7 separate regions of the Mus musculus genome follow, and all the other regions are linked to region 1. A link is a loop called in an ENCODE intact Hi-C map of the cell type or tissue named here. Cell type or tissue: heart. All regions are shown on one strand.

What was found. Hi-C counts contacts between places; a loop is a spot of excess contacts. Peaks named below come from ENCODE experiments on the same cell type or tissue, not always from the same donor. Only the 100,000 strongest peaks of a DNase experiment are listed, where the experiment ranks them.
Region 2: a loop joins it to region 1, with 2.5 times the contacts of the local background. A loop is called at or near these places in 5 of 42 quality-filtered maps.
Region 3: it touches region 1 in a loop (7-fold over the local background); 14 of 42 quality-filtered maps call a loop at or near these places.
Region 4: it touches region 1 in a loop (10-fold over the local background); 30 of 42 quality-filtered maps call a loop at or near these places.
Region 5: a loop joins it to region 1, with 3 times the contacts of the local background. A loop is called at or near these places in 29 of 42 quality-filtered maps.
Region 6: it touches region 1 in a loop (4-fold over the local background); 7 of 42 quality-filtered maps call a loop at or near these places.
Region 7: it touches region 1 in a loop (11-fold over the local background); 40 of 42 quality-filtered maps call a loop at or near these places.

Annotation. Positions count from the first base shown.
Region 1 is chr5:146,703,743-146,707,742 of GRCm38, forward strand. It overlaps 4930573C15Rik (a long non-coding RNA gene), which reads left to right and starts at 95. Exons shown (of 2, transcript XR_868703.2): 1 at 95-445; 2 at 3,330-3,754. In heart, CTCF peaks have their summits at 717 (motif pointing right) and 2,430 (motif pointing right); a DNase peak (open chromatin) is centred at 2,339; H3K27ac peaks cover 2,401 bases.
Region 2 is chr5:146,781,258-146,785,257 of GRCm38, forward strand. The region is part of intron 1 of Usp12 (ubiquitin specific peptidase 12); the gene reads right to left. Among named protein-coding and RNA genes, the nearest start is that of Usp12, 12 kb to the right of the region's middle. In heart, a CTCF peak has its summit at 2,239 (motif pointing left); a DNase peak (open chromatin) is centred at 584; H3K4me3 peaks cover 191 bases.
Region 3 is chr5:146,843,361-146,847,360 of GRCm38, forward strand. It overlaps Rasl11a (RAS-like, family 11, member A), which reads left to right and starts at 1,711. Exons shown (of 4, transcript NM_026864.1): 1 at 1,711-1,980; 2 at 2,300-2,356; 3 at 2,480-2,559; 4 at 3,648-4,000. The coding sequence starts at 1,857. In heart, CTCF peaks have their summits at 1,086 and 1,800; a DNase peak (open chromatin) is centred at 1,761; H3K4me3 peaks cover 2,001 bases; H3K27ac peaks cover 1,631 bases.
Region 4 is chr5:147,316,113-147,320,112 of GRCm38, forward strand. The region is part of intron 1 of Urad (ureidoimidazoline (2-oxo-4-hydroxy-4-carboxy-5) decarboxylase); the gene reads right to left. Among named protein-coding and RNA genes, the nearest start is that of Urad, 4.3 kb to the right of the region's middle. In heart, CTCF peaks have their summits at 2,148 and 3,776 (motif pointing left); no DNase peak of the experiment used is centred here; H3K27me3 peaks cover 3,337 bases.
Region 5 is chr5:147,321,387-147,325,386 of GRCm38, forward strand. Urad (ureidoimidazoline (2-oxo-4-hydroxy-4-carboxy-5) decarboxylase) reads right to left here and starts at 1,054. Exons shown (of 2, transcript NM_001039678.2): 1 at 771-1,054. The coding sequence starts at 945. In heart, a CTCF peak has its summit at 2,318 (motif pointing left); no DNase peak of the experiment used is centred here; H3K27me3 peaks cover 2,202 bases.
Region 6 is chr5:146,790,277-146,794,276 of GRCm38, forward strand. All of the region lies in intron 1 of Usp12 (ubiquitin specific peptidase 12), which reads right to left. Among named protein-coding and RNA genes, the nearest start is that of Usp12, 2.7 kb to the right of the region's middle. In heart, no CTCF peak of the experiment used is centred here; DNase peaks (open chromatin) are centred at 2,025 and 2,305; H3K4me3 peaks cover 1,281 bases; H3K27ac peaks cover 559 bases.
Region 7 is chr5:146,902,423-146,906,422 of GRCm38, forward strand. No RefSeq gene overlaps it. Among named protein-coding and RNA genes, the nearest start is that of Gm10858, 7.3 kb to the left of the region's middle. In heart, CTCF peaks have their summits at 2,177 (motif pointing left) and 3,565 (motif pointing right); a DNase peak (open chromatin) is centred at 3,639; H3K4me3 peaks cover 351 bases.

The DNA.
Region 1 (4,000 bases):
CCAGTCACAGGCGCCACTCAGTCTGCAGCTGGCCCAAGTTTATCTCTGACCATCCCCCCGGCAGTTTGAAACATTACAGTTCACTGATAACCAGAAATGACTAAGCGCTAAGGCTGCTCAAATATCACCCCTGTAGCACCAATAAAAAACCCATAACTCCTGGCCTGGCAGAGAACTGTGGCCAGCACGCTGAGGAAGGGATGGTTATATTACCCAACCACGGGTTACAAATGGCTTTGTAATCAGTATCTTCCATACCCAGCTTAGCCCGAGTGGCCCTCAAGCCAGCACAGCCCCGTGGCAGACCAGAGGCCTTCCACTTCCTGGAAAGTGGATGTCTGAGAATTGATCATTCCTGGAGCTAGCTCTCTCAGAGCTCCGTTCCGTCTCCATTCAACCTGATGCTAACGACAGCAGGGTCTGGCTGGCCCCACTTCTACCATAAGTAAGAGAGTCACAGGGCAATGAGAATTTCTCAAGGAATCTGAAGGCCCCCTTCCCCAAACTAGGAAAGGGGCCACATGGCAGCTGGGACAAAGATTGCTGTAATTTTAAAAATGATTTTTATCATTATTTTTATATTATGTGTATGATGAAGGGGTGGTTTTATGTGTACAATTTTATGTGTACGATGAAGGGATGGTTATTTTACGTGTATGAATGTTTGCCTGTATGTGGCTATGCGCAACACATGCATGCAGTACCCAAGGAGGCCAGAAGAGGGCATCAGATTCCCCCTGGATCTGGAGATTAATATGGTTGTGTGCCAACTGAGAGCCAGAAACCCAACCCAGATCCTCTGTGAAAACAGCCAGTGTTTTTAACCACTGAGCCATCTCTCTGGCCCACATTGTTACTGTTTTAAAGAGTGGTGCCTAGGAGACAAACAAACGTAATTAATTTTTAAATCTAGGGCTAAAATGAGATGTGCAGATAGCCACTCCCATTGACCCAGGCCCAAGGGCTGATTGAGTACCTGGGTGAATCTGTCCTATGGCTTTGTTCCATGCTACCAGCAGACAACCAGTCAGTGATATTACTCAGTGGCTAAAAAGGATGGTCTCTCTCTCTCTCTCTCTCTCTCCCTCCCTCCCCCCTCTCTTTCTTTCTTTCTTTCTTTCTTTCTTTCTTTCTTTCTTTCTAAATTGGTGTCATGTGGATAGTAAGATGCACACATTCTAACAGAATGTTGTGTGTGTACATGTTTGTGCATGCAGCAGCCAGACAATCGTTGGTGAAGAGCGTTCCTGTGTCCTGGTGTCCCCATCCCCTTCCCACACTCAGTCAGTCAATCCCCTCAGCCTTTTGCTCCGACAGAAGTATTATCTGAACGTCTAGCGCTGTAGATTTGTGGTATCTGGTTTTAGAAGTTAAATAAACGTATTCACAGCCAGGGTACCCTTAAGTCTCTGGCTTTTTATCATTCAACATTATGTCTTTGATATCTTTGTGTATTGGCTGTGTATAGTGTTTCATTGATGAGTTGTTGTTGTTGCTATTATTATTATTATTATTATTATTATTATTATTATTATTATATTACTACATAAGGTCTTGCTATGTAGTCCAGGCTGACCCAAAATTCACAATCCGTCTGCCTCCCAAGAATTGCCAGGAGTCTGACTAGTCTCACTGTTTGGCCCCTCTAACCCTTACCGTACCCCACCCTCACATACCCACCCCTCCCCCACCATATAAATGATGCCCCGTTCTCCCACTCAAATCAGCACTTAATCTTGTCTATGATCCTGGCACACAGATGATATGACCCTTCCGCCACCCCTAAAGCTCCTCTGCTGGGGGCATCTTGTTTATATGAGGCTCAAGAATGTTGGCAGCGGCAGTAGATTCTGGGAAGCCTGTTGGGAAATGTTTTCCCTGAATGATTTAATCCCCAGCAAGAAACCAAGTTGGCTCTAGGGTCAAAAGCAATGACTATGTTTAGGTCTGAGGTTATTGCAGCGTTCTGCTCTCTCTCTCTCAGAGTGGACAGAGAGAGTTCCACCGCAAAATAGGTCATTGCAGCGTTCTGCTCTCTCTCTCTCTCTCTGTCTCTCTCTCTGTCTCTCTCTCTGTCTCTCTGTCTCTGTCTCTGTCTCTGTCTCTCTCTCTCTCTCTCTCTCTCTCTCTCTCTCTCTCTCTCTCTCTCTCTCTCTCTCAGAGTGGACAGAGAGAGTTCCACCGCAAAATAGAGGCCCAGAAAGTCAATTGGAACCCATGATACACAACACAGTGGCAAGAGATCCCTAGGTCAGGATGCCCGGAGAGCCCAGTGACAAGGACAGAGAGGGCAAGCTGCCCTCAGGGTCCAGGAAGGCGGCTTCCCCATAACCCCGCGCTGTGAGTATGGGAAACTAAAGACTTTTTAACTTTAAAGACAAAGGATGTGTAACTTCTGATAGCAACTCGCAACTGCATGTAACTGCCAAATCAGCCGGTAGGTGGCAGCATAACACCAATCATTCTCCACGGAGCAACCTGACTGGCTAAGAAATAGCTTCTCCCAGCCAAAAGTCAAAAAGACCTGAAGGAGTCTCCAGTGTGGGAGGACGCTTCTCTCCCCGCCACAGCGAGACCCTGATGGACCAAAAGTCTTACAGGAATTATTTTGACTCTTACTTTAACCTTTAGTGAAGACTAGAAATTAGCGCCTCCTCTCTGTTCTTGTCTCCAGACCTCGCGCACCCGCCCCCCCCCCCCCATCCCAGCTCATCAAAACAAAGATCTCTAAGTTAGGGGGGAAAAAACCAACCGTTTGCTATTTAATACTTTTGAGAGTTAATATAGAGCTCTAAGAGGGTAAACGTGAGTGATTCTCTTCTGCAACGAGACACCCCAAAGACATCCCGTTGATATTCAGGATGCTGACGGTTACCGGTTCCCTGGATGCAAGGTCTCAGAACGCAGCAGTTCTGAATCCATCTGTCTGCAATATCCCCAGCCACCAAAGCTAGATCCCTTCCCTTTTAGGTCTCCTGCTCAAAGGGTCGTGTTCAGTACAAGGATTCCAACAAATCCCGGCCTCTACCGTGAGCTCCGGTTTTGACAGTGAGGCGACCAGCTCTGAGGATACACACCACTGTTAATTCCTGCAGTCCACAAGCCAATTCCCGCTCAACGGAATTTTTCTTTTGCCATGGCTTGTTTTATTTTAGGCACCTTCCACAATAAGAAGTAGGATCCTATGGTTGCCTTTCTGCCTTTGTTATCACTTCTGCCTGACTGTGCTAGGCATGTGGCCCGTGGCTGGTCCCAAGGGAAGCACAGTGTGTGTGCGCTTTGTCACAGCTCCGTGAGGGCAGGTGTTAACAATTACCCCTGTTCTACAGAGTCTTCAAAACGAGATTTGCTAGAAGCCACAGAAGCAAGGAGCGCATCTTGTAAGGAAGTCATGGCAACAGGAAGTGTCTGAGGCTGCGGGGAGCAGGTGGGGTCCTGACGGTGTGAGGCCTGAGTCCTCAGCCAGCACCACATCGCCTGTGTGTCAGGAGAAGATTCCCAGTGAGGTTGGTACATGCCCCGACTGTAGAAACAGACTGTGTGGTGAAGAGGGACGTGCCTCAAGCTATGGTGCTTACCCAAGAGCCCAGATGTGGGGTCACCCTGCTGCCTCAGCTATCAGAACCTTAAGGGTTCCCAGTGAAGATGAAAGAAAGACAAATAATAAAGACCATTTGATCCAAGTGCTGAAGATTTTTTACAGATATGCCACTTCAGGTCTCTGCTCAAGGATAAACTATTTCAAAACTCTCTACACTATTTTATGTGGTGTGTGTGTGTGTGTGTGTGTTGCATGTGTATATAAGTACTCTCAGCTGGGGCAGGACATCAGGTGTCATCCTTTGCCACTGTCCATGTTGCGTTGCCCTGAGCTTGCTGCTTCAGCCAGCCTGAGTGTCCAGCACGCTCTCGGGATCTGCACATCTCTACTTATGATTGCTGAGCTCACAGGTATATGCAGCCATGCCCCAGCTGTCTTACGTGGTGGGATTAGGGATAT
Region 2 (4,000 bases), 78 kb after region 1:
AATAAATCCTTAAAAAAAACTTCACTGTGAAAGGAAGAATTGGCCTGTCTGTACCCACAGCCCGGTCTCATACCACGAGTCTTAAGCCAATACAAGAGTTGCTGGAACAAACGGGCTCTGAGGAGCTGAGCATAAGACATAAGACTGCTTATTTCTACATCTTTTGCACTCAACAATCTTTAATAAGACCACAATTTCGTCAAAACCACCCAAATACACCAGGATCATAGGGGAAAAGGGTGATTTATACTCTCCAAACTCTTTTAAAATTACTGAAAAAAGTTAAGGATATTGAGGGGAAAAGAAAAAAAAAAAAAAAAACACGCACCCACACTCTATCAGAAATCTGATAGCAACACTCCACAATCAATGCAAGCCCTTATCAGAACTCCAGCCAATTGTTTAGACATTGATAAGCTGCTTCTAAAACCCATGCAGAATTAACACGAGACCCAGAAGAGTCAACTGTGATCATGAGAAGAACAAAGTCTGAGAACCCCCACTTCCTGATTTCAAAGCACCCATAATCAAAGCAGTAACACTAGAGGAAAGCCACGTGAGCAAGTCAAGGAACCAGAGCTGAGGTTTCAGCTGCAGTGGAGGCACTGGCCTGTCACCCGGCATCTGTGACGTCATCCTCTACTTAAGTTTGAAGACAGCCTTGACACTGTTTCAAAAACACGGAACAACACAGAAGCCAAGATCCCAGCTATAAACCCGCATATTCCTCCATTTCTGTTTGCTTTCAGCAAGGGTGCTAAGGCCATCCAATGGAAAATAGGCTGTGCGTGTGTGCGCATGCGTGTGTGGTGGGAAAGTGTGAACTACACCACACACGTGTAAAGGACAGAGCAGAGTCAGTTCTCACCTTTACAAAGGCACAAACAACTCAAAGCCATCAATGAACACACAGATAAAACATGTGACGTAAGTACAGTAGAAAACAAATCCATTAAAGGTGACAGAATACGGGTACATCTTGTAGCACAGAGGGACCCTGAAAATGATACCAAGGGCAGAGAGTCCGTCACAATAGGCACAGATAATATGCAAATGGTAGCTGTCTGGAAGGGAGGAGAGTGGGAAAGGAGGTGCAGATGGCTGCTGAAGGGGAGGAATACCTTCTGAGATGGAGAAATGCCCGACAACTGACGTGAATATGCTAAACCACTCAACTGTATCTGAATGTTTTAAGAGCTGGGCCTGGTGACACAGACTTGTAAGGCTTGTAATCCTGACTAGTATAGGTTGAGGCAGGAGAGTGGTAAATTCAAGGCCAGCTTTGCCAACTCAGACCTTGCTCAAAATAAAACAGTAGGAAGAAGGCTGGATTTGGGGGTTGGGTGGCAGACATAAGAATCAGGAGTCCAAGGCCATCCTCAGCAGCACATAGACTTCTCGGCCAGCATAGGTTACACACAAGACCCTGCCTTTAAAAAGAACTAATAAAGACGCCCGTCCCAGATGCGTGTAGGAGATGTAACACTGTGGGAGAGTGCAGTACGAGGAAGGCAGAAGGGCTAGCTAGGATCAATACACCGACCGTCCAATGAGGCGCTACAGCCAATGTATGTAAGGCTTACTGTGTCCAAACTCAAATACGGTTTTACTCTTCAATATAAACTTAGCTGTGTCCACACGGTGCAGCTCCTCAGTTATATAGACCCTAGAAGTGACTGAAAGTTCCATGAACTCTAGACTCGAAAATGGGGTTGACAAGAGTAGCCCCCTTGCTTCCAACATGAGAAGCTTTCCATCACCCACAAGCTGGCCCCCCACAAACTCACTCTTGGGGAGCACCCACCGGTCAACACTGTGGTGAGAGCCGAGGCTCGCCTCGAAGTGTGGCCGGCCACATGTACCTAGTGAACATGAAGCACTCTCGGCCTTATCCGGCTCACACACACACACACATCTGGTGGTTTTCCTCTCGCCCCCTCAGTATGTTTTTCCCCTTGTCCTCTCATATTCTGCTGAATTTCTTCTAGACTTATGAGGAAAATGAGAAAAATTAAGTTGCTAACCGTCCCTATTTTTGCCTCATCCTAGCCAGTAGCTTTACTGAGATTCCAAATCTAATCCTAACAGTCCGTTGTAAAATTAGAGAGACATGAGGAGCCCCTTACTCCTGCTGGCTGAAAATATCTCAACCTTTAGAAGCATGCCTGCAGTCGAACGCCTGCCGTCCGTCCATGTAGAGCACGTCCGGAAGCTCTCCCTGGACCGGCCTGCCCTCTTCTGTCTCACTGGCTCACCTGCACTCTTGGACGGTAGCCTTCAAGATGGCCCTCCAGCCACCTTACAGTCCCAGTCACCAGACAGTGCTGCTGCATGCCTTTAACCTGGCACTAGGGAGGCGTTCCAGGCCAGCCTGGGCTACACAGAGAAACCCTGTCTCAAAGCAACAAGTAAAACAGTTCAAAACACTGTTTTAGATTTACTTTTACTTTATTTTATAAGTATGAGTGTTTTGTGGCGTGTATGTGTGTGTACCGTGTGTGAACCTAGTGCCCTTGGAGGGAAAAAAAAAATCACTGGATGCCACAGAACTGGGGCTCTGGGACGTTATGGAGGTGCTGGGGACCGAACCCAGGCCTCTTGAAAGAGCAGCCAGTGCTCTCAACGAGAGCCATCTCTCCAGCCCCTATGAAAACATTTTTAATGTTTTAAATCCTTTGTGTAATGCACCATCAAAAGCCACAAACTATGTATAGTTGTGGCTAAGACATTTCAATGTGGCTCTCCTCCCTTAACATGGATTCAGTCTGTATCAAAGCGTTTCCTTAGTACATTCTAGCTCTCTCTTGACGGTGATTTGTTCTAAAGTTCTTTAATCAGTGTAAACCAACAGCCCCAGCTTCCGGAGGAGCGAAGCCTCGGTGCTTCGTCACCCAGAGGGGCTCCAGGGAACTAAATTCTCTCTTCTGGCGTCTGTGGGCACCTGCACACATTAAAACAGACACACGTATATAAAAACAAAATCTTTAATTTAGAAAATAACAGTAGTGGTGGCGCACGCCTTTAATCCCAGCACTTGGTAAGCAGAGGCAGGTGGATCTTTGAGTTTGGGGCCAGCCTGGTCTACAGAAGGAGGGAGTTCCAGGACAGCCAGGGCAAGCTACACAGAGAGACTGTGCTGGGAATCCCAGCTTCACCTGAGCAGAGCAACTGGACAGAATGGGGGAGAACGGTCTGAAGAGGCACAGCTGTGTCTCCAGCTGCCACCGCCCCTCATGAGATTTCAAAGTGAAAACTGCAGCCAGACCCCGCTGTATACGTACGACCCACTCCATCCACCTCATGACCCCTCAAGATCCAGAGTTTGCATTTGCTTACAGATTCTGGAAGCCGCCTCCCTCAGGAGAGACTGTTCTGCTGAGACTAAGCATGGTATCAGGACTCAAGGAACCTCATTTGTAATACTTGTAAAAGAGCTCAAACACTCCGCCCATCCTACATGAGCCCGTGCTACAGTCCTCAGAACACACTACGGTAGCAGGAAAGAAAAGCCCACCCCCAACCCGTGTCACACTCTAATCCCCAGAGTATGTAAATACCATGCTACAGGGCAAGGGGAAATTAAGGTTGCATAAGGGCTTAAAGTTGCTAAAATCAAATGGCCTTGGTTTGGAGATTACCCTGGATTATCCAAATGGGCCTCCCCCCAACCCCCAAGTGTCAATGACTGACAGGAAACTAGTATCTGAGGGATGTAAGAGTGACCAGACACTGCGACCTAAAGACACAGAAGCTGAGGTCAGGGAACATGAGAAACCTCTAAGGTAGAAAAGGCAAAACAAAACAAAACAAAAAATTGAGCTCCCCAGACCCTCCAAAAGAATAATCTCTTTAACACCCATTTCAAAGTTCTGGCGTCCAGAGTGCACAGTAAGAAACGGGTTGCTGTGAGCATACAGATGTGGCTAGAACTGTGCTGTTTATAGGAGCCACTGGAAATTAATGTATACACAAATGTTTTGGTTTGTTGTAAACATTACAT
Region 3 (4,000 bases), 140 kb after region 1:
TTAAACGTAAACAGCCACAACCGACGGGACAGGTTGGGGTCAAGGAGGAGTCACAGAACCTGGCTTGGGCTACTTCGTGTATGGAAGCCCATTTATTGGCATGTTCGACAGCAAAACTAGACCTAGTTGTCTGTCACTTTCTACGTGCTAGCCCTTTTCCAATATGGCTTGCTGCTCTGACCTTAAAGGGCTAAAGCATCATTTCTCCACCTTCTGAACTCATGCTGGCATCAGGGTTTGCTTTGGTCAACAGAGTGCACCAGGAATGATGGGTTCTGCCCTAGAGCCACCCAGCCTCCAGAGGTCTTGTCTACTTTCCCTCACCGTCTTGGGGCTCTGCTCTGCCACTCTGGGGACAAGCCTTGCCAAACTCCCCAATGAGCCAAACTTGAGTGAGTTGGTGATGGAGCAACTCAGCCTATTTCCCTAGGGCTCATAACTTCTCAGTTATGGCCTCAGAGAGCTCAATCAAGCTTGTCAGAGCCTGGCATAGATTAGGAAGAACAGGAGTATGTGGCATCGGGGGCAGTGTCTGGGGAAAAAGGGGAGGGAGGGGGGCTGAAGAGATGGCTCAGCTGTTAAAAGCACTGGCTGCTCTTCCAGAGGTCCTGAGTTCAATTCCCAGCAACCACATAATGGCTCACAACCATTTATAATGGGATCTGATGCCCACTTCTGGCATGCAGGTGTACATGCAGATAGAATACCCATGAAAGTAAATAAATCTTTTGAAAGAAAAGTCTGTTGGAGCGAGCCATTGAGTTCTGTGTGATTTGTCATGCCGTTCAAGCTACCTGATAAAACTAAGAAGGAAAAAGGGAAAGAATGAGGGTAGGACTGTCTAGACAATTGGGCAGATGAGACTAAAACACAGCCTTGTCATGGTGGCATCCAAGAACAAGGCCATGTTTATCTTCTGGGCCCTTCTCCCCACGCCCTATCCTGAGTTCCACCATGTACCTACCAGGAAATCTTTGAATAGTAAGGTAGGTCCAGGCCCCAAGTGTGTTGCTCATTGAATTTGAGTAAATCTGTTCACAGCAGAAAGGGGCTGTGTTTGGATGCTGAGCTGTGGGCATGACTGCCCCCTAAGGGAGTTCACAGGGAAGTGACTGCAATTACCTTGATTCATACTCAATTAGTTAATTAGGAACCTTGCCCTGGCTCTACCCATTTCCTCAGTGATGTCACCCCTCAGGACCCTTTTAAATTTTTTAGTTGTTTATATTTGAGACCGGGTTTTACGTAGTCCAAACTGGCCTTGAACTCAAACCCTCTATGTGACCAAGAATAACCTTAAACTTCTGACCCTCCTGCCTCTACCCGCTAAGCGCTAGGATAGCATGCCAGTGTGCCACCACACTCAGTGTACAGGATGCTGAAGATCAAAATCAGGGTTCTCATTAGGACTGTTTGACAAAGACACAAAAAGGGATCTCTTTCCCATTGTCCTAGAAACATCCAGCCAATTGAAACTTTTGCTCTTTCGGTGGCTCAGATTCATGCTCTAGGCTGGTGCTCCAGACTGGAGGCTGCCTCCAGGACACGGCAAATACAATTTGAGCAAAGGCCTCCCCTGGGCTGCACCGGGAGGAACCCGCGCAGCTGGGCGGGCAGAGCGCGTCAGGCAGCCTTGAGGAGCGCACGCCCGCGGGTGACAGTCCCCTGCTCGGGCGCTGCTCCCACCCTTCCAGGAAGGGGCGGGGAAAAGGAGGCGCCAGAGGCAGCCACCGCGCTCCCGGAGCTCTTTAAAATCCAAGAGCCTGGGCAGCACCGCTGGCCGCGCCACATCCCGGCGCTGTTGTGTCCGCGCGTATCCAGGCGGCTCTCGTGCAACGCGGTCTCGGGACGCGCCCATGCGGCCGCTCACCATGTCTGGGCACTTTCTGCTGGCCCCCATCCCGGAGTCCTCCTCTGACTACCTCCTGCCCAAGGACATCAAGCTGGCCGTGCTGGGAGCGGGTTGTGTGGGCAAGAGCGGTAAGTGGGACAAAGGCGCGCAAAGCCGCCCAGGGACAGCGGAGGGTCTTCACCCGCAGGGATGCCGGGATGCCGGGATGCCGGGATGCAGGAAGACCCCTGCCTGTTGCTTCAGAGGTCCATTTCTGAGCTCTGGACGGGGTTGGTGCCTGTTGAGTGTCGCTCTAGTCCGGTCCATCACATTCCGCGGGGAAAGGCACTCCGCGGTGGCGGGGCTTTGTCCCGGGAACCTGGGGGGACGCGTGCTGTTCCTTTGAGGGCCCAGTTTGGAACAGCTTGACCCACTTCTTCAGCTGATTTTCCTACTTTATTTTTTCAGCAATGATTGTGCGCTTCTTGACCAAGAGATTCATCGGCGACTACGAACCCAACACAGGCAAGAATGTTTCCGTGCTTCCTGGCTCTTGTACTTGTATCTCTTTGCCCTCCCCACCCCTCTCTCTTTATTTTGCTCATGGGGCCGTGGGAACTTAGATGCAAATTCCTCTTCGTTGTACAGGCAAACTGTATTCGAGACTCGTCTATGTGGAGGGGGACCAGCTATCCCTACAGATCCAGGACACTCCGGGAGGCATTCAGGTAAGGACTGTCAGGAGGGTATGTGGTGCAGGCTGAGGTGTTTGGCTCCAGGATCTCAGTGAGATGTCTCAGCATGCCCAATATGTAGGTGTGGGCACACAAGGTGTGCTGAGGGTTGGGATGTTGGATGCCCTCCTAGGTGGCAAGAAATGGTTGATTAGAACTAGTTTCCTCTTAAATGCTAATTATAATTAGTTAATTATTTTAAAGATTGCTGTGTAGCCCTGGCTGGTTTGTAGTTCAGGTTTGCTTGGACTCCTTATAATCTTTGATGCCTCAGCCTCCCAAGTGTTGGGATTACAGGCTGAGCCACCCCCTCCCAGCAGTAGCCCTGACTGACCACTGGTGCCCGAGCTGCCTAGGCGGGCGGGCATTGACACTTTCAGAGCACATCCTGGGACAATCTAAAAACCACAGCCTTGGAACTAAGGGTCCAGTTCAGTAGTAAGGATTCCTGGGTTCCAGCACCACACTGAAAAAAGCATGGAGTAGGTGGGATTCTGGAGGGAGTGGGGTTTGCGTCCTGGCTAGGGCTGTCCCCCTCTCCCCCCCCCAAAAAAAGCTAGGGAATGTTTTCTCAAGCCAGTAATTGCAATCAGATAACCTTTTGGCTATCACTGTGGAATGCAACTTAACTAATTGCTCAGCCCTTCTAGGGAGGAAAAGGTTGAGTGGAGAGCCCAGAGAATGGAATTTGTTTCTGCAACATTCTCAAGAAGTTGACTGCTAAAAATATTTTTTTATGGGCTTGGGAATAGATATTTATGTTGGGCTGTTTCCAGGGTTTTGTTTGTTATGAATTAGTTCCCTGAAAACGAAGCCGTTCTGGTCTGTAATTATTCTTAAGTGGTTAGAGTTCACTGGAGACTGCCTGTGGAAAAAGTAGGTTACCAGTCTACATCCAGGCCAGCTCAGAAAATAATCCAGGTTGAGCACTTGTCTGAGGCTTTCTGCAGAAAGCCTCTTGTAGAAGCTAGGGAGAGCCAGACAGCAATACTCAGTGATCTCTCTGTCCAGTGTTCCTACAGGGGCTACTCCGGTGTCATGTTTGAGCTTCTTTGACCAGATTCCATTTTGTTTTTTCCCAGGCCCAAGACAGCCTCAGTCAAATGGTGGATTCTCTGACCAAAAGTGTGCACTGGGCAGAGGGCTTTCTGCTGGTTTATTCCATAACAGACTATGAGAGCTACCAATCCATCCGGCCCCTTTACCAGCACATCCGGAAGGTCCACCCTGATGGAAAAGCCCCCATCTTCATCGTGGGAAACAAAGGAGACCTTTTGCATGCCCGGCAGGTGCAGACACACGAAGGCCTTCAGCTAGCTAATGAGCTGGGCAGTCTCTTCCTTGAAATTTCTACTAGTGAGAACTACGAAGACGTCTGTGATGTGTTCCAACATCTCTGCAAAGAAGTGATCAAGGTGCACAGACTCGGTGGGGA
Region 4 (4,000 bases), 610 kb after region 1:
CTTTCTCCTACTGACTTCAGAACCCAAAAGAGCCCAAGTGGACAAAAGCTTTTGTTCATGGAGGCCTTGAAAGCCTAGCTATGGTGTAGCACCGGGGTTTCTAATGCCAACACCAGGGGGTTCTTGGGTGTTCTGGCACACTGTGTCTTTTAAGCACCCTAAAGAACGAAATGGAATTCTAGGGATCAATAAGATCTCAAATGTGGCCAGAAGGACAGCTCTCCGTAAAAAGGAAGGGCCCTCACACCTAACTTACTATAACTGGTTTCCCCACAACCTGGCACCAAATGTCCAAGCAGTTCATGTTAGTAGGAAGTCCACGAAAGTGGAACCACAAGGTATAACTGCCAGCCCCCATCCCCCATCTTCACTAAGCAGGTGTCTATCTTTGGCAGTGGGAATAAGTGAAGCTTTGTTGGAAATGGGAAATAATTCAAACGTCCTTTAGTAAATGTATCTCAATACCCCACAAAGAGGAAAATCCCTTTTAAACATGGTGCAGCCCTCGCTTCCTCAAATGTAGCCCCCCCCCGCCCCATCCCCCCTCCCCAATAACAAGATGGGGAAAAAAAGCATTTGCAAAAGCTAACTCATGGCTAGAGTCTCATAGAAGGGACTCTAGCTCCAGAGGAATCCTGGACAGTTTCTTCTGACCTCCTTGGATACCGAAGCACAAAAACAAGTGACAAACGCACTCATAAATAAAAATAAAAAATAAAAAATATTTTAAAAACGGACATTCACTGAGGACTCAGAAAACAAACGTGAGATCATCGGCCCTAGGTCACAGGTGTACCCTTCCCTTTAAACCCACAGCCCCCCCCCCAACATAAGGGACAGTCAGGCCACCAATCCCAGTCTTCCAACACCATTGTTTCTGACTCCCCTTTCATGGGTACCCTGACTCTAGGCCACCCAGAGTTGGGAGTTCTCTTCTGTACTGTAGCTTGTAGCCGGGCTTTTCCGTGTGGTGCGAAAATGTGAGTGTTAAATTCCCCACCCAGGGGGCCAGGGGCTGGTGGTGCCACGCCAGGACCTGAGCAGGGTTGCCCCACATCTACCCAATTCCAGGATGGACACACAGCTGGGGCTGCTGCAGGGGAGTCAGGCATCTCTTTGCTACTAAAAGACTGCACACCCCCAATCTAGCCTCTCTTATTCTGAGTTTCAAACAGCCCCCCCCCCCGAATCCCCTCCCTAAGGGGGATCCAATTGTTCTACTGTACGTCCTCCCGGGCACTCCAAGCTGTCAATGAAGTAGTTATAGGTGGGATTCTAGGAAATGGGGAGGTCTTTTCTCTCACTGTCCCTCACCAGCCTCCCAGCGCGCATGGGTGGAGCTTGAAGCCAGAGAGCGCTGCCTAGCAGTGTCCCACAAACCTTCTTGCCCTTACATCTCTCTTCTCACTCTTCCTAGGGTTTATCTTCACTCTTGAAAGCATCGCCTGGGTTAATGTTCACCCAACAGTGAGATGTGTTTTCTACTCTTGCAGAGAGGACAAGAGGAGGGGAAAGAAAAGTGGCCCAGAATAGGGTAGAGCAAAGGGCAGGGGGGAAAAAAAAGACACTAAATTAGTGGAACCGAAATTTACACACACACACACACACACACACACACACACACACACACCCCTTTCAGTTGAACTCTGGGATGGTAACCTACTCAGAAGAAACAAAGGTGGTTTGCCCAGCCAAAGACCCCACCTTCACTGCTCCAAATCATGATGCCTTGGGTACTGCCGGGGATAGCATCTACCTACAGGCCCACAGCAAGGGCCTTTGCTAGTCCCCACCAACACAGTATCTCCTTTAAGGTACCCTAGCTGTGCCCTTTAATCCCAGCGGGAGGCTGGACACTGTGGATGGCCAGCCTGCATTCCTGAGTCTCCCTACTTGGGTGGCCCAACACCGCACAGTCTCCAGTCCCTCACCCACCTCTTAAACTTTTTGTGGAAATTCTGATCTCTCCAGCTATGCCACTGGGTGTCATAACTACAGAGTAGACGTAGGGTGGGTGTTAGTTACAGAGAACGCAGGACACAGGTGTCTGCACATAGGAGATTTGCGCTCTTTCAGAATCCATAGGAGAAGGGCAGGGTAGGCAACAGCGCCCCCTGGGCAAGAGGCAACTGCCCATTGCCCTGTCATATGCTCCCAGTCCTGACACAATGGACCATCTGTGTTTCCTAGCAAAGACCAGTTCCTTTACCAGCGTTCTTCTTGCTAAAAATTTACTCCGTTATTTTAAAAGGAGCTCTTTTACATATTTATTTTATTTTAATTTTTGTGTGTGTTTATACATGTGTGTGAATGTAAGCATGTTCACGCACATGCCTAGCGCCCATGAATGACTGGTTGTGAGTCCTGGGTGTAGGTGCTGGGAGCTGAAGTAACTCAGATCCTCTGCAAGAGCAGTAGTTGCTCTTCTTAGCCACAGTGTCGTTTTTTTGGCGGCAGGGTCTCATCTAGCCAAGGCCAGCCTTGAACTCCCAGATCTTCCTCCAAAGTGTTAGAATTATGAATAAGCTCTACCACACTGGGTTTCCATCTGTGGTCTCTTTGTTTTGAACTATGTACACGTGTGTGTGTGTGTGTGTGTGTGTGTGTGCGCGCGCGCGCGCGTGTGAAAGAAAGAGAGGTGAGTGCATTGTAGTCAAGAGACATTTGACCCCATGAGCTGAACTTCCAGGTCGTTTAGAGCTACAGTGTGGGTTCTGGGAATTGAACTGGGATCCCCTGCAAGAGCAGTAGGTGCCCTTAGTCACTGAGCCATCTTTCTAGCTCCTGATTCTGGTGTTTTGAGTTCACTTGTATTGTTCTCTTCTCAGACTTCACTTCTACAACCTCATGTATGCACACACGCCCACGCGTGCACACATGCATGTACACACACTGGGAAGTTACCTAGCATTCCTTGATTTTGATCTCCCTCAGGCAAACCCACCTCCTAAATCTTGTTGACTTCAGTTTGAACTCTACAGCAAGGATCCAGCAGCTTCTCTCTAAGCCCCCTCCCCTAAACCACAGTCCAAACAACCTCTCCTCTCACCTTTAACGGCTGGCTGCAGTAGCATCCTGACCCATCTCCCTGTGCCTACGCAGCTTCTATACAGCTTTCCCCCAAAAGTCCACACAATGGTATTGGTATGGCAAAGGTACACACACACACACACCCCTGGGGGAGGGGCATATTATTTGCTAGAGACAAAGACAGAGAGACAGAGGGTGAAGAAAGAGATACAAGCAGCCGGGAGTGGTGGCGCATGCCTTTAATCCCAGGCAGAGGCAGGCAGATTCCTGAGTTCGAGGCCAGCCTGGTCTACAAAGTGAGTTCCAGGACAGCCAAGGCTACACAGAGAAACCCTGTCTCAAAAAACAAAACAAAACAAAACAAAACAAAGAAAAAAAAGAGATACAAGCAGAGACAGAGAGACACAATGGAGAGATACGGGCAGAGTGAAGAGACAGGGAACCAGAAAGAAAGATAGAGAAATTGAGAAGGGGGGGCGGGGGTGGAGTGGGGCAGAGAGGGAGGGGGGAGAAGGAGAGAAGGAGGAGAGGGAGAGAGAAGTTTTATTGCTGTTGGTTTGGAGATGTAGCTTAGTATGTTGTTTCCCCAACCCAGTCTTTGACTTTGGACACAAATCAGTACTGAGTTTCCACCTTTCTTCCTCTACCAGGACTGTTGCCTCTGCTTGAAGCAGAGAGAATAACTGGCTGGAGCTTTAAGGAGGGCTTGAGCCCAATCTTAATCCTGTACTGCCATCTACTGGCCATTACACATCATAGCTTAACCTAAATGGAAGGTCAGCTCCAGTTTGCCTCCAAATATTCAATTTTCAGTTCTGTGAAAGGAAGGAAGTATTTTGTTTGGCAAGACAGGGTTTCTCTGTGTAGTCCCAGCTGTCCTAGAACACACTCTGTAGACAAGGCTGGCCTCAGACTCACAGAAATCCACCCGCCTCTATTTTTCAAGTGCTGTGATTTAAAATATGAGGCA
Region 5 (4,000 bases), 620 kb after region 1:
GCCATACTGAACGCAGCTGCGAGTGCCTGCTCTGTCCTGAGACCACCCTCCTGACCGAAGACTAAGAACAGTCTCAAGGGCAGGTGACTCCTACCCTCTGACTTTGTTCCCCAAGGGCATGTCGGGTTTATTCTCAGAACCCATAGTAGCCTATGAACAGGGACTATGTACCTTTGGACCTTCGGCCGCTGTGCCATCCTGAATAAACCTCTACCCCCTCTTCTCCCCACCCTGTGGCCCACTCTCCCCAGAAAACATTGCTTTGCTCCCATTTTACTTCTCTCTGCAAAGAGTCTTGGGATCTAAATGAATGCATCCTTGTCTGGTCCAAACCGGCCCTTTTTTTTTGAAAATCGCTCAGCGCTTCCCGTTCCTCTCTGGGGTCCCTGGGAGGTCCTCGCTATCCTCTCTTTCATCCAGGGCATTGCCAAAGTGGGCCTTCAGCTTCTGAGTCACCAAGGCCTTTGCCCTGTTCCCATTCTTGACCTCCAATAGCCCTGGCCGTCCTGGAACTCGCTCTAGATCAGGCTGGTCTCGACCTCAGAGATTGTCCTCCCTCTGCCTCCGCTGTCCTCGGCCATCCATGCTACCTTGCCCATCCCGCCCCCATGTTCTTGTGTCCACCTTCAAGAGACTAGCGTTTGAAAGGATGTCTACTGATCCTTCTAATAATCCCGGCTAAATAACTGAGTAAGGAGGCTAAAGTAATCTAAAATATTTTTATATACAATATTGAAAATGACTTCGCGCACACGGTCCTGAAGTCTTACCTGATCTCGGGAGAGCATCAATAAAGGCAAAAAAGTGATTTTCTAAGTCTTCCAAGCCAGAGAATGGACGCTGGGACCAGACAGCAGCGGCAATCAGAGGGCATTTCTCAACAATGTTCCCAAACACATCCACAAATTCTCCGAAGTCCATGGAATTGACCTTCACCATGTCCATGGCTGATCCTGGACTGGAGGCAGTGTTCTGCCCTGCCTGTGGTCCGCTCTCATCGAGCGAGTGAGCTAATTCCTCCTCATGGGTTGTGTTTGCTGAACACACATGCTGGCCCTGTGCAAGGGCAGCTGACCCTGGTTTAAATATCTCTGGGAGGAGCTTATCCAGAACGGTCCTGCGATGAGAAACACAGGTTTAACTGTTTTGTTGGTGGTAGGGGTAATATGTGTGCTGGAGACAGAACCCAGGGTCTCACGCATGCTCGAGGAGCACCCGAATACTGAGCTATCCGCCACCTCCGCTTAAGGCTATGATCAGGAGAGCAGAGACTTCTGCAGAAAGAATGATTCCACCCGAGGCATTGCCATAACAAGAGGTGGCGGCGGTGGCCGTATGTAATGAGACAGACACTTGGTGCCATTACCATCTTGTCTGTGTGCACGTATGCTTTTACCTGCATGTAATCTGTGTACCACATGCAGACCAAACAGGTGGCCCTGTGACCTGCCTGGATTACCAGGACAGTGTCCTCAGGGACAACCCTGGTTCTGTCCCCAGCACCCACACGGTAACTCACAAGCACCTCATCTGTCCTTGCTGTTGCTCTAGAGCACAGGCACTGCGTTTTAATCTTTCTTTGAACTCTAAATGCTTAACACCACATAGACTTAATTAGTGTAAACAGAACAGGGTAAGGTGCCTCTGGTGGAGTGTGCTATCTTCTCTCGTTTAAAAAAATATTTTTTTAATTAGGTGTATTTTGTATGTGTACAAGCGTGTGTGTGTGTGTGTGTGTGTGTGTGTGTGTTTGTGCCCAAGAAGAGAGGGTTGAATCTGCCTTCCAGGTTCTCACCTTGAGTTCTTGGCTTGGATTCTTTCAACAACAGCCTATAAACTATAAACTGAAACAAACCTTTGCCTTCCCTAGATTGTTTTTGGTAAGTGTTTTATCACAGCAGCAGTTTATCTAAGGCTGTTACTGGTGGTGTTCTTCACGGGGTAGGGGTGGGGTGGGGGATGGAGGGGGGAGCGGGGAGGGGAAACAGCCTAGAAAAGATTAGAAAGACCACAGACCACAGCAAGGGGGTGGGGTAGGGGCATGCGCCACAAAGAGAGGCGCCCCTGCCCTAGTGTGTGGGAAGGAGAGGGGCTCTGATCTCAGGAGAACTCAGTGTGGGACTAGGAACAAGCACGAAAAGCGCTCATTATCGCGAGTCCAGAAACGATTGCACCCTGGACAAATTCTCCCCAAAGACGCCTTGTTTTCCTTTCGCCCAATATTTGCCCTTCTAGGTACCAAGGGGCAGTAACAAGTCAAACCTGGTGTTTGACACTCTGTTTCGGAAACTGTGGTGCTCGGGCGCCCCCTGCTGGTACAATCACTATAAAGCACTGCTTGAAGGGGTGGCCTTAGCCTACAGGCTAAAGGATGTTAAAGGGGGTGAAACCTTGTAAAGTTTTCCCCATCCGTATTGGCATGTCAGCCGGTGATGTCATTATACAGGTCTGGACAACTATGTTGGTGAGATTAGACCGGTGAGACTTCCCTATTCCTGTCTAAAAGGCACTATCTAGCAGCAGACATTCTGGTCGTCTCTGGCTCCCCCCCCCCCCATGTTATTGTTGTTGTTGTTGTTGTTGTTGTTGTTGTTGTTGTTCAAGACAGGGTTTCTCTGTATAGCCCTGGCTGTCCTGGAATTCACTTTGTAGACCAGGCTGGCCTCGGACTCAGAAATCGGCCTGCCTCTGCCTCCCAAGTGCTGGGATTAAAGGCGGGCACCACCACCGCCCGGCGTATTTATTATTTTTTAATGATTTATTCTTTTATGTGCATTGGTGTCTTGCCTGAATGTGTGTCTGTTACAGACAGTTCTAATTATTCACTCTACATCCCAATCACAGGCTCCCCTCACATGACCTCTCTCACCATTCCTCTAACCCCACCCCTACATCCTACTCTTAAAATCTTTCCACAGCCTCAGTCCTGATGTTCCCTGGGCTTTGAGTGTAGGGATTGCATTGTAGACTTACCAGTTGGGGCTGAGCATGCCACAGTCACCTAGTCTCTGCATGATGACCATGTGTAAAGGCAATCGAGGCTGAGAGAGAGAGAATCGGCATTCGGTGGAGAGCCCCGTGTTAGGCTATCCAATCCCGAGTGTCAGCCCTAACGACATGATCACAAGAACAACACTAAATGGGCCCACTAGGGTGTGTGTGTGTGTGTGTGTGTGTGTGTGTGTGTGTGTGTGTAAAACAGTAATTATGGAAGATGTTAGTCATGAACTTGATAAGCAGTTGTGGGAAGCATAGGGGGAGTTAGAAGGGAAAGAAAGGGGGGTAGATTTCAAATTTCTGAAAAAAAATTTTTTTAAAGGGAAGACATGGCAAGTAGTACCCTAGTTATGGCCCAGCAGGCTGCCTCTTGTGGTATAGTCAATAAACTTTTCCTAAGAAAGAAAAGAAGGTCTGGAGAGATGGATCACCAGCTGTTTGTCTTAGTCCATGGTTTCTATTCCTGCACAAAACATCATGACCAAGAAGCAAGTTGGGGAGGAAAGGGTTTATTCAGCTTACACTTCCACACTGCTGTTCATCAACAAAGGAAGTCAGGACTGGAACTCAAGCAGGTCAGGAAACAGGAGCTGATGCAGAGGCCATGGAGGGATGTTACTTACTGGCTTGCTTCCCCTGGTTTGCTCAGCCTGCTCTCTTTTTTTTTTTTTTTTTTTTTTTTTTTTTTTTGGTTTTTCGAGACAGGGTTTCTCTGTATAGCCCTAGCTGTCCTGGAACTCACTTTGTAGACCAGGCTGGCCTCGAACTCAGAAATCCACCTGCCTCTGCCTCCCAAGTGCTGGGATTAAAGGCGTGCGCCACCACGCCCGGCTTTCAGCCTGCTCTCTTATAGAACCCAAGACCACCAGCCCAGGGATGGCACCACCCACAAAGGGCCCTCCCCACCTTGATCACTAATTGAGAAAATGCCTTACAGCTGGATCTCATGGAGGCATTTCCTCAACTGAAGCTCCTTTCTCTGTGATAACTCCAGCTGTATCAA
Region 6 (4,000 bases), 87 kb after region 1:
CAGGCTTGGGGAGCGGGGCAGAAAACAGGCTTATAGAATACACAGCCCAAAGCTCAGCTTCTTGGGTCTCCAGTCCATGATCCCATAACTGAACTAGGGACAGCTGTGACAAACTGGACAAGCTTCAAGGGTTTGTGAATGAACAATCACCCAAAATTAATTCCAAAATCAAACATCAGGCTTCATTAGAAAGCAAGCTAATGAAGACACATTGCAAAAAAAAAAAAAAAGAAAGAAAGAAAGAAAGAAAGAAAAAACAAAAAAAACCTAAGGACTATGGCTCCCAAGTTCTCTCCTCTGCCTCCACATAAATGAATTTTGATTTGGATCAGGACAGAACATCTAAGAGTTTCTTAAATGTCCCTAAACGTCCTTCTGGCATTTCTCACTACATGTTTTATGGGAAACAGTTTCTCACCAGAGACATAAAAGTCAAACTATCAATCCTGATGACTGCAGAAAGGAAGCACTCCAAGAATGGAGGAGCCTACCTTTAATTTCATCGCTCGATTGACAAGTGGAAGCAGGAGATTCAGGAGTTCTCCAAACACAGAAAGGAGTAAGGGGGTGGAGAGCAGGAGGGACACAGAGGAAAGGAAGGCAAGGCAGTGACCTGCTCATTTCTCCATGTTCCTTCAGATAAAGCCTAAGTTTTAGGGCTGTCCCCCTCCTTTCTGGAATGATGCTAAGCTGCATGCCCACACACGCATACTAGCCCAGCAGCAAGAAAAGGCAAGGGAACCAGCTTTACCTGAGATGGCTGCAATAAGTGCTTTATAGTTTCCACGTCAGAGTCCAGTACAACCTAGCACCTACCTTGTGGCTTTCACTTCACTCACACCCACACTCACTCTCGCGCACACACACGCACACCTCCTGCCAGGCAAGCAGCCAAGCCAGTGCCATCTCAAGCTGAGAAGCCGCTCACCTCCTTGTTTCTGCTCTATCCAATCTCCCTCCCAATAAGTCTTTCCCAACCAGGACTCCCACAACCAGAGACAGCGGCCAGCTTCAGCCAGTGCTACAAACTCCCAGTGGGCAGCCCTGGTCTCCGGAAGACATCCTGGACACCTGGATTAGCTGCGGGCTGCTGCTGATTTCCAACCAGGACCCTCTGCTGTTCGCTGATTACTAAGTACAGAACTCAGCAGTTCATGAACCACACTGCACCAGGCTGTGAGAACAGTAATCTCCCGTAAGGAGCAGCCGCACACCAAGCTGAAGGTGTACTAGAGTGGCCAGTAGGGAACCGATTCTGGAGGCACGCTCACGACAGTCTGAAGACAGGCACTCTCTGAGCCAGGCCACAACACCAAGACAAACACATCACACTCATTTTCACACAAAGGCAGAACAGTGATCTGAATCAAGGCCTGATCTGAATCAAGATCTAAATTCAAAATATTGAAGACTTATTTGTAATCTATTTCACCCAATAAAGCTACTGCAGGTTTGCTCTGCACCTTATTTTGACAAGTGAAAAAATTATGTAAACTTCCATACTTAACAGAATAAAATTTCAATTCATCAAGTGTTTCTCTGTTTCTGACCTGCTGACGCATCCATTTCTGAGTCCCCTTCCCTCCACTGTTCCACAGCTTCACTCAGCCTTCCCTCCCTCTACTTCAAACTCACCTTGTGAGTAAATGAAGGCCTCTCTGCACTGTATGAAGATGTTAATGCTCCAATCAAATGGCATAAATAAATGGTAAGTTTTTCACTAAACCCCTCAGTCTAAACCTGGTGTAATGGTGCATGCCTGATATCTCAGTGACTGGAAAGTAGAGGCAGGAGAATCATGAGTTCAAGGCCAGCCACCACTACATACCAAATTCAAACTCAGCGTGACCTACAGAAGACCCTGTTTCAAAACTGCAGCAAAGGTGGAAATCAAGCAAACAAACAACCCCCCCACCATGAACTACTGAAAGGTAAGGGGGACCATAGACAGCACAGTACTCCCGAGATCACAAAAGTCCTGTGCAACTGTCTAAGGCAGGGTGTTGTTCAGGTCACGTGACCTGCTGAAGAGAGTTACTCGCTGGACAGTTCACATTCCAAGCAAAACAGAACCTACAAGCAGGCTGTTTCTCATTTTCACTTTCAATTCATTCTCAGAAGATGGACAGCAAGCTCCCTTACACTCAAAACTGCAAATCACTCTGATGCTCAGAACCTACTCCGGGAGGGTAGTAGGATTTATTCAAGTAAGAACACAGACACGCCCAATCTTAATAGCACCTTTCTAACAGTCTCACTCTGGCCAGGCATGGATGCCTATGCATTTGCCAAAAAGCATACACACACCATGTGCAATTACCGGACCCGGGCAGAAGCCCTAAGGAGAGTGAGCTTGGGAGTGGACATCAGCCTCTCTCTGGATAGAGAACCCTGGCAGGGCTCTGTCCTCTGCTGCTCTTTTCTGGGGTTGTTTTGTGGATGTTAGGTTTTTTGGGGGGTTGGGGGAAGTGGGGGGGGGTGTTTGTTTGGTTTGGAAACAGGGTTTCTCTGGCTGTCCTGGAACTCACTTTGTAGACCAGGCTGGCTTCAAACTCAGAGATCTGCTTGTCTCTGCCTTGAGAGTGCCACAACCCACCACGCCCTTTGTTGCTCTTATTTGATTGTGCTACATTATTACATACATGAGTATTGTCTCCCTCAAGTAGTAGTAAACACAAGAAAGTGGGCATTATCTTTGGTTAGGGAGGGTCAGTTCTTTTGACAGGAGGTCTTAGCTACACTTGCCTGGAAAGTGTGATCTTTCTACACCCAAAGTCCTGGGCTAGAAGCATGCCATAAAAAGCCCTGCTGTGGCAACTGTCTGGATCACTGCTGTAGCCCCAGTTCCAGTCAGCTGGTGCTAGATGGATACTTGACTAAACTGAGTGAATGAACAGACTACAGGAATCACACCACTCCTGAAACCTTCGACTTTGTCAATGAACCATGACCCCAAAATACACGGAGCTCAGCAATCTGGCAAAATTATCACTATGAAAGATTCGATTATCCCATGTGGCATGTCTAATTAGCACAACCAATCCCAGTAACTGTAAACACAGCCCCCTTCTCAACCCCAGGAAAGAAGAATTACCCACGTGGGAAAATGGAGCCTTCAGTGATTCCATAATCTTCCGACTTTTTTGATGCTGTGGATTTTAAGTCCACTTATTCCACCCCTTTTTTTAATACTGTTCCACAGAAAGTAGCACAGAGTCCACTTTTCCTACCTGATTCTCCACTCCTTACACACACACACACACACACTCACACACAACCACAGATCACTTGCAGGTGGAAGATGGTTTGGAGAATCTCCTAGATACAACCCAGAACACAAAAACGGAGATGAAGCAGGTGCAGGTCTTTGGTAAATAACTCCAGACCCACACTGCAAAGAGTAACTTTTTTCATTGATTCATAAATCACAATCTCTACGGCGAAGTTCATAAAGGAGGTAATGGATTTGCTTTATCACGTGGGAAGCCGTGGTGCTTCTGGCAATGCACAAAAACACGTTTGGAACCCACCCGCGCGCGTTTCGTTTTTTTCGGGGGAATCTGTGTACTTCAACCCCACACAGCGGTGTCTGCTCTATTAAAATAAACAAATGACAGGAAAGCGAATGCAGCTTTTCAAGATTAACACAGATTCCCAGAGACAAGGCTGCCATCTGGACGGACACAGGTTGGAAGCCGCAAGAGTTCCTATCGCTTCAGAGAGTTGAAAATAAGAAAACATTTCAACAGCACTCTTAAAAGTTTCCACCTTCACACGCCCCCTTCCCGAGCCAGGGCCTGGGGCTCCACCTAACCCGAGGAGGAACTCCGCCAGGACTTCCGTCTTCCAGTAGGATCGAGACCCTTCCTTCCTGCCGCAGACCCCCGCCCTGCCCCGCGCAGGGCCCCAAGGAAATGCCGCGTCCCTTCCCCTGGCACAATCCCCTCGCTTCCCGGTACCAGTCCCCAGTTTAAAGTCCCGGCTCCAGCCTCCAACCTCA
Region 7 (4,000 bases), 200 kb after region 1:
TAAAGACACCTGCAATCCTGTCAAACCGAATCTAGTTAGGTGAGAACGGAGCAGGCCTGGAGATTGGGAACCAATGAGGTTTGACTAGGGAGAGAGGACCCTACAGGAGGGAGCTGAGAGACTGACCAGCCAGCGAGGAGTGACTGACTGGCTGTGTGCAAGCTGTAGCTGGGCTACTCTTTGCTTTCTCCCCATCCTGCTGGGTTGGGCTTCTGGCTCCCACCTTGCAACAAACTCTGCAGTACCAGAGCCATTGATGGTAAGTTAGAAGTCAGGACATTTCCATTGAGTGGGGGTTGGGCGGGGGACAAAGAGGGTTTGGAGAAAGGAGAAATAAGGAATGGGGAAATGTCCTTTTCTCCGATCGCTCATAGATAGTATTTATAAACATACTGATTAATATTAAGATCAAGGGTGGCTTTAGGCAGATATTCATATTGATTAATTAGCTTAGGGATATGGGCTGGAGAGATGGCTCAACAGTTAAGAGCACTGACTGCTCTTCTGGAGGCCCTGAGTTCAAATCCCAGCAACCACATGGTGGCTCACAACCATCCGTAATGGGATCTGATGCCCTCTACTGGTGTGTATGAAGTCAGCTACAGTGGACTTATATATAATAATAAATAAATCTTTTTTAAAAATTGTCTTAGGGATATTGAGGCCCAATTTGATTGGACCCGAGGGCCCTTCAAGCCAGGTTTCAGGTGTACGGTTGGGAGGTTTTCTAAGAAGCATCCCAAAGGAATGAGGGTAGGAAAGATACCGTTCCCATGGATAAGAAAGGGGAGTAGAATGTCACTGTAGCTGTGGGCTTCTCCCAACTCAGGGAGGACAAAATGAGGACCAAGCTGTTCAGTGGGTCGTCACCACAACTCAATGGGAGTCAGCTTAGCCTGGAATCAGGACTTTCCCTGAAGCCAAAAGGAAAGGACAAGAACTGGGTTCTCATAGAAGCCCTCATCCATAGGCAACTTTTGGGAATGGACTCGCAAAACCCATGAGGGCCTAGAGGAGTTGTGGGCTTTACGGGCAGCTCCAAAGCGAGAGAGGTAGAAGAGTTGCAGTAGCCCAGCAGGAGTTAAGAAACTGCAGGGTTGCACTTCTGAGGGTGGAATAAACTCAGGATAGGAAGGGTCAAGGTACCCAGTAGGGCCTCAGGAAACTGCACTGAAAGGTCGCAATGACCTAGAGGAGCTGAAGGACAGGCAGCTCCGAAGGGAGAGTGAGAAAAGGTCAGGTAGGGGCGCAGTGGCCCAGGAAGGCCAAGGGAACTGCAGAATTGCAGCTCCAACGGTAGGAGAATGGGGTCAGGAAATGAGGGCCAGCCATAGCCTTAAAGACCATGGCTGGGGTACTTCTGCCTCCAAGAGTCCTAGAGGGGTGCTGGACACTCAACGGTCACTACCTCGGACTCGGGGAAGTGTTTACACAGCCAGAAAGGGAAGCTTATCTAATTGTCACGGGTGGGTGGGGTATTAAGCGATCAGTGAGCCAGAAGCTAAGATCACGGCAGATCAACTGGAGATGAGGGAAGGAGTCCTAGTGTGGCTCAGACCCGAGGTGCTGTGGGCAAAGCACACATAAATATAAATTTTAATCTCTCTCTCTCTCTCTCTCTCTCTCTCTCTCTCTGTGTGTGTGTGTGTGTGTGTGTGTGTGTGTGTGTGTGTGTGTGTGTGACATGTATGGAGGTCAAAGGATGTCTCATCATTTGGTTCATGACTGATGAACTCATCAGACTTCGCTGCAAGACCTGTGCCCACTGAGCTATCTCACCAGCCCAATTCTAGGTTGTTGTTGTTTTCTGCTTCTTGCCACAGAAGGAAATACTGCAGTTGCAGACAGTTTTCAGGGCTCGAACTACATCCTTTGCACCCAGATAGAGAATGTCCAGTTGTATATAAGCCAGTAACTCGAATGCAAGAGTCACCCGGGGCCTAAGTGTGAGCTCACATGGGAGGCTCAGATGAGAGATGCAGAAATAGTGATTCATGTATTTGTCGCCTTAGAATTAGATATCCTCCTGCCTCCACCTCCCAAGTGCTGAGATTAAAGGTGTGCACCACCACACAGGATTCTTGGCAAATACTTCTAGATGAAGACGTTTTAGAAGTTTGCACATCCTCTTGGGTAACGAGGATGGTGGCCATTTTTTGAGACAATAGCACCACCTGGTGGCTTCACCCAACTGGCCTAGCTTACATTATATAGCACATGCTACTTCAGGGCTCTTCGCATTTTTAGTTGCCCTGTACTGCAGTGGCGGATGGGATTCTGTGAGTTCGAGGCCAGGGGTTCGAGGCCAGCCTGGTCTCTATAGCGAATTCCAGGGCAGCCAGAGCTACACAGCCAAACAAATGAATAAATGTAGTTCTTGTGCTGGGGTCAAGGGTACTCACTGCCCCTGTAGTTTGTTTCCCAGAAGCCACATGGAGTAGCTCACAACTTCCTGTAACTTCGAAGCAGCGGATATCAACCTTCCTAAGGCTGCGACCCTTTAATACACTTCCTTCATGTTGTGGTGACCCCCAACTGTAAAATTACTTCATTGCTACTTCATAACTGTAGTTTTGCTACTGTCATGAATCATAATGTAAATGTCTGATATGCAGGGTGTCTGATATGCGGCCCCTGTCAAAAGGTCGGTTTGCATGCAAAGGGGTGGAGACCTACAGGTTGAGAAATGCCGTTCCAAAGGCTCCGTCTCTGCCACTTCTAGCCTAAGAGACAGACATTTTTAAAAAAATTAGCTCATAATTTTAAAAGTAACCTGTGACTTCATTCCTCTGTAATTAAACCACAACTCTGGAAATATTACTTTATTTTTTCCATTAGAGTTTCATCTTCTGCAGAGCAGTCTTTTCTTAAAGATCTGGCTTGAAATTCCCTCTCAGCAACATAACCAGAACACACTTTCTCCTCCGCCGTATTTTATGGAATGTCCCAAACACACATTTCAGGGTTTTTGTTTTTTGTTTGTTGTTGTTGGTTTTTTGAGACAGGGTTTCTCTGTGTAGCCCTGGCTGTCCTGGAACTCACTCTGTAGACCAGGCTGGCCTCGAACTCAGAAATCCGCCTGCCTCTGCCTTCCAAGTGCTGGGCTTAAAGACGTGCACCACCACTGCCCGGCACATTTCAGGGTTTTGCCTACACAAATTACCTGTTCAATTTAGCTCCCATGCCCTTACTCTGTCCCCATAACACTGTGAGGTCACCCCTTCCTCAAGGATACTCCCAGAAGCCCTTCCTTGCACCTGCTGGCTCCTCAGGGTTAGGCAGTAACCTCCACCTCCCCCCACTCCCCGCACCCCAGGAGAGCTGTCCATAAAAACAAAACAAACAAAAACCCCATCATATCATGGTGGCTTCGCTTCGAACAGCACAGCCCTTCAACTACTGAGAGTCCTACCATTTATAGCCTGCATTGCTCTCTGCCTTGTTGGGAGCCAGGGCCCTCCTCCCCTGTGTGTGGAATGAACAACATCATAGGTAATGCATTGTGTTTTGGAGGCTAACTTTTAAAGGTTCATTTACGTAGTATCAGCGGCTGTCAGCAGATGGCGCCAGATCCCAAGGGATGAAGTGTCATTTCTCGAGGTGAACCTCGGGTTTAGCAGAGAGCTGGGCAGGGAAGGGGCTGCTTCCAACTGCTTCCGGTTGGTTTTAAGGATAAGTCAGTGGTCTCTGGGGGGTGATCATGTCCTGACTTCTGCTGTTGGAGGTCACGGTTTGTTTCGCCCCTCCCCCCCTACCGCCCCCAATCCTGTGGGCCATTATCACTTTAACATCCTTTACTGCGTCATTTCGAGGGATCTGCATGGGACTTCTCACCCTTTGGTTAGTGGTTAGACTCTAGCGGTACTGGACAGTTGATTTCTAGGTACAGACCCGACTGAGCTAGGCGGGATATCCTGTCCTCAGGATGCCCAGATTTGGATGGGGGATGTCCCAGAATCCTCCACTGCCATATACCTGTTCCTGGGCCCCAGACCCAGAG